3 separate regions of the Homo sapiens genome follow, and all the other regions are linked to region 1. Evidence: chromatin loops called from intact Hi-C (ENCODE). Cell type or tissue: heart right ventricle. All regions are shown on one strand.

The links. A loop is a pair of places that touch in the nucleus more often than their neighbours do. Peaks named below come from ENCODE experiments on the same cell type or tissue, not always from the same donor. Only the 100,000 strongest peaks of a DNase experiment are listed, where the experiment ranks them.
Region 2: a loop joins it to region 1, with 6 times the contacts of the local background. A loop is called at or near these places in 99 of 110 quality-filtered maps.
Region 3: a loop joins it to region 1, with 2.5 times the contacts of the local background. A loop is called at or near these places in 14 of 110 quality-filtered maps.

Annotation. Positions count from the first base shown.
Region 1 is chr10:75,393,965-75,396,464 of GRCh38, reverse strand. It overlaps LOC124902461, which reads right to left. Exons shown (of 1, transcript XM_047426122.1): 1 at 1-2,500. The coding sequence starts at 309. It also overlaps a transcript of ZNF503 not described here. Among named protein-coding and RNA genes, the nearest start is that of ZNF503-AS2, 6.3 kb to the left of the region's middle. In heart right ventricle, CTCF peaks have their summits at 768 and 968 (motif pointing right); no DNase peak of the experiment used is centred here; H3K4me3 peaks cover 1,397 bases; H3K27ac peaks cover 1,047 bases; H3K27me3 peaks cover 1,048 bases.
Region 2 is chr10:76,041,325-76,043,824 of GRCh38, reverse strand. The region is part of intron 3 of LRMDA (leucine rich melanocyte differentiation associated); the gene reads right to left. Among named protein-coding and RNA genes, the nearest start is that of MIR606, 490 kb to the right of the region's middle. In heart right ventricle, no CTCF peak of the experiment used is centred here; no DNase peak of the experiment used is centred here.
Region 3 is chr10:75,673,479-75,675,978 of GRCh38, reverse strand. All of the region lies in intron 2 of LRMDA (leucine rich melanocyte differentiation associated), which reads right to left. Among named protein-coding and RNA genes, the nearest start is that of MIR606, 120 kb to the right of the region's middle. In heart right ventricle, no CTCF peak of the experiment used is centred here; no DNase peak of the experiment used is centred here.

The DNA of each region.
Region 1 (2,500 bases):
ACCCGGGTTGCACGCAAAGCCACCCCCAGCGACCTCCCGGACACTGCGGGAAGCGCGCGGGCCGCCTCCTGGAACTGACTTGGTGGGGACTCTGGCTCCGCCGCCGTCTCCACACCCCCGACCCTGATGTCCGGACGTCGCGAGACCCCAGGAAACGGAGCTGGCGCCGAGGAGGACCCCTGGCCCGCAGCGTCTTCGGACGCCGCGGCCCCGGTCCCACTCTGGTCCCGCCGAGAGAGGCTGAGCTGGGCCTGGTTCCTTGAGAATCCTGGCCGGCGGGCTTGTCGCCCCGGCCTCTTGGACAGACATCCCCCGCCCTGCAGGTGGGAGGGCGGGAGCGCGTGGCGGTGCTGCAGCCGGGGTCCCACGCTCCGGTGCCCGCAGCTCAGGACCTGAAAGCCAGGCGTCTACCACTCTCTCACCAGCAGCGGCCACGCGCTCCTGGCCACTGCGACCCACAGGCTGTGCCTCTTTTCCCTAGCGTCTTCGGACAGGGGTCCCTGAGCGACCACACCTTGCCGGCCCGGAAGGACCTAGACATTCCCCCGCCCTGGGATTCAGGCTTGGGACCAGCAGGGAGACGAACCCGGGACGTTCGTGCCTTCATGCCCCTTCTTGGTATTTTATCAACACAACCCAAAACCAAAGCCCCTTAAAAGTTTGATGAAACTCCTTCCGGGAGCAGCTACACAGAGGCAGCAGCGTTCCGGCGCTGGGGCGCCCGGGGGTGAGGACAGAAAGGATTCCCCGACGTGTTGGACGGATCCGAGTCACCCCGGGCGCGCGGTAAGTGAAGGGTGGGTGCCAGTATCTGCTGCGTGTCCAGGCCGAGGTGCGAGCCTCCTCGGAGGGACAAATGCCCCTCCCCAAGGCGCGCCCCCCGACTCTCTCCAGCTTTTTCCCGAACAGCCGCGGGATCCCCGGCGCGCCGGCTGGCGGCTGGAGCCCGGGCGGAGCGCCGCGTGTCCACCAGGCGGCGCTGCAGAGCCCGGCGGAGCAGGAAGGAGTCCTGGAACCCCGGCCAGCGCGCGGGCAGCCGGCTGGATGGGCATCCCGAGGCCCCGCGCTTCCACTTTCGCGTGGCTTTGGGAGCGGTGTCCAGGAGGCCCCTCCCTGTGACTCCTCGCTTCTTTTCTCCTGCTGCGAACCGTCTCCCCTGCTCTTCTCCACCCGCTCCAGCTTCTGCGCTTGTTTCCTCCTCGTTCTCTATTCCTGTCCAGAGGATTGGCCCACGTGTCTGTCCCTTCCCAACCTGGGGAGCTCCCACCCTCAAGGCTCTGATACGTCACCTTGTCTGCCATGCTGAAGCAGTCGCCACACAGGCCTGCATTCATTCACTCCCTCCTTCACTGATGATTTCCTAGCGCCCACTCCTTGCCAAGGGCTGCTCATCCCATTTACTCGTCCCTGACACAGTTTGAGAAACCGAGGCTAAGTCCTGGAGGCCAGTGGCAGGGCTGGCGGATAAGGCCCAGGCCTTTCCCCCACCATCCAATCTTATCCCCCTACCTGTGCCTCTGGTGGTGACACAGCGACCCTGGTGTCCTTGTGCTGGGTAACTCCGCATAGATGCAGATCAGGGAGGTGTGCCTCCGAGAGAGCTGCTGAAGAAGGACCAGCTTCTGAAATCTGCCACAAGCCTGTGGACCTCTGAGTAAGCACAACTAACACAAATGCAGATGCCTGTCAACACACGCACTCACTTGTTTCCACACTTTCACTCCTACTTCCACAGAAGCCACCCCCTGCTCTGACTCTGCCACACCTGGTCACGTGTGGCACACACTTATGCTCCGACAGCAGACAGGAGAAGGAAAGATGTGGGCTTGGTCTTTAAGCAGTGAGGAAAGGCAGATAAAAAAGCCCCACTAGGTGATGAACTTCTTGTGATTTAGAAAACTCATAAGGCTGCAGCTCCAGCAGCGCAATCGGTTAGCACACAGTACTTACACAGAAGACTCGTAAAAGTTGCCCAGAAGGTGGGACTTATCCCCTGTCAGGTCATCGGCTGGCCTCTGCTGCACGTATTGGCTTAGGGTTCCTCACCGAATGTGGCTAGCAGCCTGGTGGTGCTTAGAGTGACTGGAAAACCCAGGCTGACCTGCTCACATCTGTCACGGGCTATGCCCAGCCCATGGGATCCTGTATCATCCCACTTACACTTCACAACAGTTCCATGAGGTCATTAGAATCTTCACCCCATTACTAGACTTAATACCTGGATGATGAAATAATCTGTACAACACACCTCCATGACACAAGTTTACCCATGTAACAAACCTGCACTTGTACCCCTGAACTTAAAAGAATCTTCACCTCGTTTTTCAGATGAGGAGACTGAGGCTCAGCAGCGGAAAGACAGTGGCTTGAGGTACACAGCTAGTGAGAGATGGCTATAAGCAGGGATTCTCACCTTGGCTGCTCTTGCCTGATGAAGTTTTAAAGCAGAACAGTGCCTGGGAGCCAGAGATGCTGTTCCAGCTAGAGGAGGGTGTGGTGA
Region 2 (2,500 bases), 650 kb before region 1:
AGGCTTTTAAGTTGAGGAAATATTGGGAAACTGAGTTGGATTGAAATGCCAGTCATTTCTCAACATTTAATGACGAGTGAAGGAAGCCTAGCTGGCCACCATGTTCGGGGAAGTAGGCCTAGATTAAGTTGAGTGAACCTTCACTTGTAGATCTACCATGGAGCTAATAAAGCTCATGCGTCAAGGGTTTCTTGTTTGCATAGGCCCCTTCCAAGGCCCTGGGAAAGACCCTGGTAATAGAGTCACATGATCATGTGATTTTTTTTTTTTTTAATTTGAAAAAGTAGGTAATTTACACTATAATCTGTGGAGATCACTGTCTCGCTCCACTAGGACTTCTACCACATTTTCCCTTCAGCTGAGTAACAATGGGAATGTCTATGGGAATCCCCACCTAAGGGTACATTGTGTAGGAGTAACATTTAATTATGATTCAGTGGGGGAATATTTGTATAATTTGCAGTCACTTCTGTGTCTAGTTAAATTCTTCCAACAGTATCAGTAGGAATGGCTTCCAGTAATACTCTTACTATCCACCATATTAACACAAATATGCAGGGACCAACATAAAACTGATGGCAAAATGATTAACAAACTCATTCATCAATTCAAAGAACATTTAAGATTCAGTTGTTAAGTGTATGTATACATGCCTACACATCAACACACACACAACTTAAAATGTCCTGAAATCTTTTTTTTTGAGACAGAGTCTCACTCTGTCGCCCAGGCTGGAGTGCAATGGCGTGATCTCGGCTCACTGCAACCTCTGCCTCCTGGGTTCGTCTCGAACTCCTAATCTCAGGAGATCCACCTGCCTCGGCCTCCCAAAGTTCTGGGATTACAGGTGTGAGCCACTGTGCCCGGCCAAAATGTCCTGAAATCTTATACAGCTCCTATCATATATGAAAGAAATGTGTAAGAGTTTCTCCAAAATGTAATAATCCTAAAAGTTTTACCAATAATTTAGTGGTGAAACTACCAATAACAAATGGTGAAACTGAAAGAAACATTTCTAAACTATTTTAAAAAATCAATTTTCGATCAACCATGCTAAAAGAGGGAATTATCTATTCTCTCTAGAAAAAAATTACAAAATTTCACCAAATAATGAAACTATGAGAAATTTGCAGGAAAAAAGTTTCTCTAGAGGCATATCTTCAATAAAGATTGATACTTTTCTAGGTATTTTGACATTTGTGAAATTTATCAACTTAAAATTTTAAAATTTCCTTTGATACAGTTCTATTCCAAATAAACATTCATTTCATACCTAATTTTGCATTCCTGATTATATAGTATTTAAGAGGGCTCCCTCAAATTACAGAGGTTTCACACTCCCCAAACCTGGATCTGTCCCTGGCCACAAAGAAGTGGATCATTTGAATGCTCTGATCATGGGACTTTCCTGGGCAAGGGGTCTGCAGGTTCCAAGAAGCTTCAGCCATCCTTTGCCAATGAATCAAAGAGATTTCTAAGAGCCTGCCTGCTTTTGGGTATTTTGTATGGCAGAAGCTCCATCTTCCTAAGCCTTTCAACTACCTACTATAAATGATACTTTTGGCTGAGTCAGGTGGTCTCCCCCAAATCCACACCAGGCAGGAAGCACTAGCACCTCCTCCCTGCATGCATGCTCTAGACCAGTCCTTCGCCTTTATGCTGATAGCACCACCAGAGGATAAAACATGAGAAGTTTTAATTGGTTTCTTTGTCTCCTGGGTCAGCAAGGACAAACACAGCCTTATGTTGGCTGGTTTTGAGATCCAACATAGAACTTCTCACATTTCTTTTTTGTCAAGATGCATAGAAAATTGACCACAGGCAATCTGTGGAAGAAACCTGGTGTCCCTGGCTAATCAAGACCACTGCAGTGGGGATCATTTCAGGGATTCTCCTAAGGGTACCTTTTTTAAAAATGTGTAGCTACCTGGCACAGTTTCAACTCTCTCCAGCTGGGTTCCCGGCACACACCTGGTTTCCCTTATCAAGTCTTCTCCGGGGTACTTAGCGTTGAGATTTTTTTTCAGTGTTGTCTGCAGAAAGTTGCCATTGCAGAGCCCAGCTGTCATGGGGAGGCTTGCCAAAGGAGATTTTCTGCAGAGGGCCCAAGATCAAAGCAGCATCTTGCCTTGAAAGTTTGGAGCATGAGGGAGGAGGGAAGCCTCCTAGCCTGTGTCCAGTTGTGCGGGTCCAAAGCTGTCCCAGGTGAGAATGGACACATCCCTCCCTCTGGGCTCAGCTGCGGGTTAAAGGGCAACCTCCATAACCACTGGGATGATTTTAACCACAGCTAATCCTAATACTGGGTTTTTGAATACTAAATATACAGCATAATGACATACCTCATTTTTATTCACATATGTCAGAAATTTATCATGCTGAAATAACAATTAAGGAAACGGGTTAACGGTCACACAGCTAGTACATGATAGAGTCTGGATTTAAACCCAGATCTTAAAGAAACTGCATTTCTAGAGGAAAAAGTGACTTATAATTTCCT
Region 3 (2,500 bases), 280 kb before region 1:
CTCTGTATCACTATCCAATCCAGCAGGGAGACCACAGTTGGCCAGTGTGAACTGCAGGCCATACATTGAGAATTAGAGTTCCAAACTAAAGTGGGCAGAAGAAACACTGGACCTTGCGGAATAGATCAGATTTCAAAAGGCTCTAATCCAAGGAGGCTTATACAAAATGAAGCAGATACGCCTGTCCTACAAAGAGAAACAGATCTAGAACAAGACCAACTGTAAAAATCAACTGGTAAAGATAGTTTTTCAAACAAACAAAAAAAAAAAAGTTGAACAATAGATTTCTGGTGCGACCTTTTCATTTTATAATCAGGTCTACTGCAGCCCAAGAAGAACATATAACTTGTCCAGGGGTACAGGTAGTTAGTGACAGGAATGGCATAAATCCACAAAAAAGACCTAGCTTCGTATAATCACCCCATGCTGCCTCTGGAAATTAAATCTGTAAGACTCTTATCAGCTATTAAGGTTACATATGTATCCTAGTCCACAGGACTGCTTTTCATAGTTTAACATTTTCTTTCAGAGTCAAACTTGTGTCAAGTCTCAGGTCCATCCTGCCCACTTGCTCATGGGAATCTCCATTAGTATAGAATATAACTGATCAAGGTTTCAGCTTCTTCTAGGAAAGGACTTTTGAAGAAAACATACCATAAGATTCTTTTAGATCTGCTAGCAACACCTCACAACAGAGAAGAGCAATTAGTAAATGTACAATTAAGATCCTGCTCACACAATACCACTCCCAGTGTTGAGTATGTATTTGCTGTAAGTAAAATGTTTTGCTTTCCTTTGTATCAGCCATGCCCATAAATAATAGACTGTATTTGAATTCTATAACTCCCTCTGAATTTTACTATACTGAATTCAACAAGAAGAAGACATGATCCCACCAGCATTTTCAAGGATTGAAAACTCTGATCAATACACAGACCTGCAACCCAACCAACATTGATTTATTCTTCACAATTACGTGGAAATGAAAAGGCTGCTGCAAAAGGCTGTCCTTTCCCTTAGAAAAAGAATATGTCACTGTTGTCATTATCAGGTGGTCATCTGATTGAAACCACAACGAAACTTACATATGTCAGACATGGCTCTCAGCTCCTACTGTCCTTCTGCTGTCCCCCAAAACCCCTCCAGCTGATCCCCTACAGAAACTGGATGCCTTAGCATACAGATTCCAACCACTGAGCCCCAGCACCCAACAATTCTGCTACTCTGCAGAATTAATAAAAGCAAAGGCAAGGAGTCAAGGAAATCCTGACTCCCAAAACTCCCTGCTCGCTTATCAGAAAAGTGCCCTCATTTGAGCAGTAACCTCAATACTGCAAGTACTTCTAAGTGAACAGAAAGGGACAATTATCTGAAGCGGTGGCCTCTTTAAGGATCGCATTATTCAAGGCAGAAGGCTCAAACAGTAACATTCAATCACCGGGTGATAACACTTAGTTAGAGAGCGATAATATTCTCTTCTAAGGAAAAAAAAAGAAAAATGGAACTCTAGGTTCTCCATATATTTATATATCTGAAGGAAGCCATAAGAAGAAACCTGGATGAGATATAAGAAATTGGAGCTTTCAAACATGCTCTTTCTACCTTATCACTCTTATCTGTTATATATATATAAATAACAACTGCATTTAAAGATAAGGGAACAGAAAGGTGTTGTGCGGGTTGCCCAGATGTTCCTAAAATCTGCTCCCTGTTAAACTTATCTCCCCAGAACTAAAGACACCTCTAATCTTTTCTAATGGCTTAATCAAATGAAATAAATGTCTTGGTATAATATCTTCTTTAAAACTTATATTACTAGTTGCACACACACGCACAAGCAGAAATTTTTTAAATATCTATCCAAGGAAAAACTAGTCCCAGCATTAAAACATTCCATATATTTTCTCAAAGACAGCAAGCTGGAATACAAGCCAGTTGAGATGTTTAGACAATGTTTCTCCTTGTTTGCTTTATCCCCAGACTTTTCATCATCTTCAAGGAAGGCAACAGTTCCTTTGGTTCATTACTTCAAACATTTGTTACATTCCTACTATGTGTCAGGCAGGATGCTAAGAAAGGAGGAAAAGAGAAAATAAATGGGAACACAATACAAATAGGAAGTCAGAGAATGGTTTGAGAGAGAAAAGATGGGAAGTTATAAAGAAGGGCTATATAAAGGGTGAGAAATGAGAATAAAGCAAGAATATTGACTATCTGTCCAACTGAGGTCTCAGCCCCTAGTCGCATCCCTAGACACAAAAGGTCAGAGTGCAGAGAAAAAATATTCTACACCCAATTTGTTACCCTTTTGTGAGCTGGCTTCACATTTCTGCTCAGCAATTTATCATTCCTGAACACAGAATTGAGAGTCAAAATGTCCTCAGAGAATACATAGGTTTATATCCACGTTTAGCCCAAGACTAGGAGCCACCAGAGGACAGGGTCCAGGTCTCCTGGGAGTCTCAGTACAGATCCAGTCCCATAGAGGCACTGAGCAAGG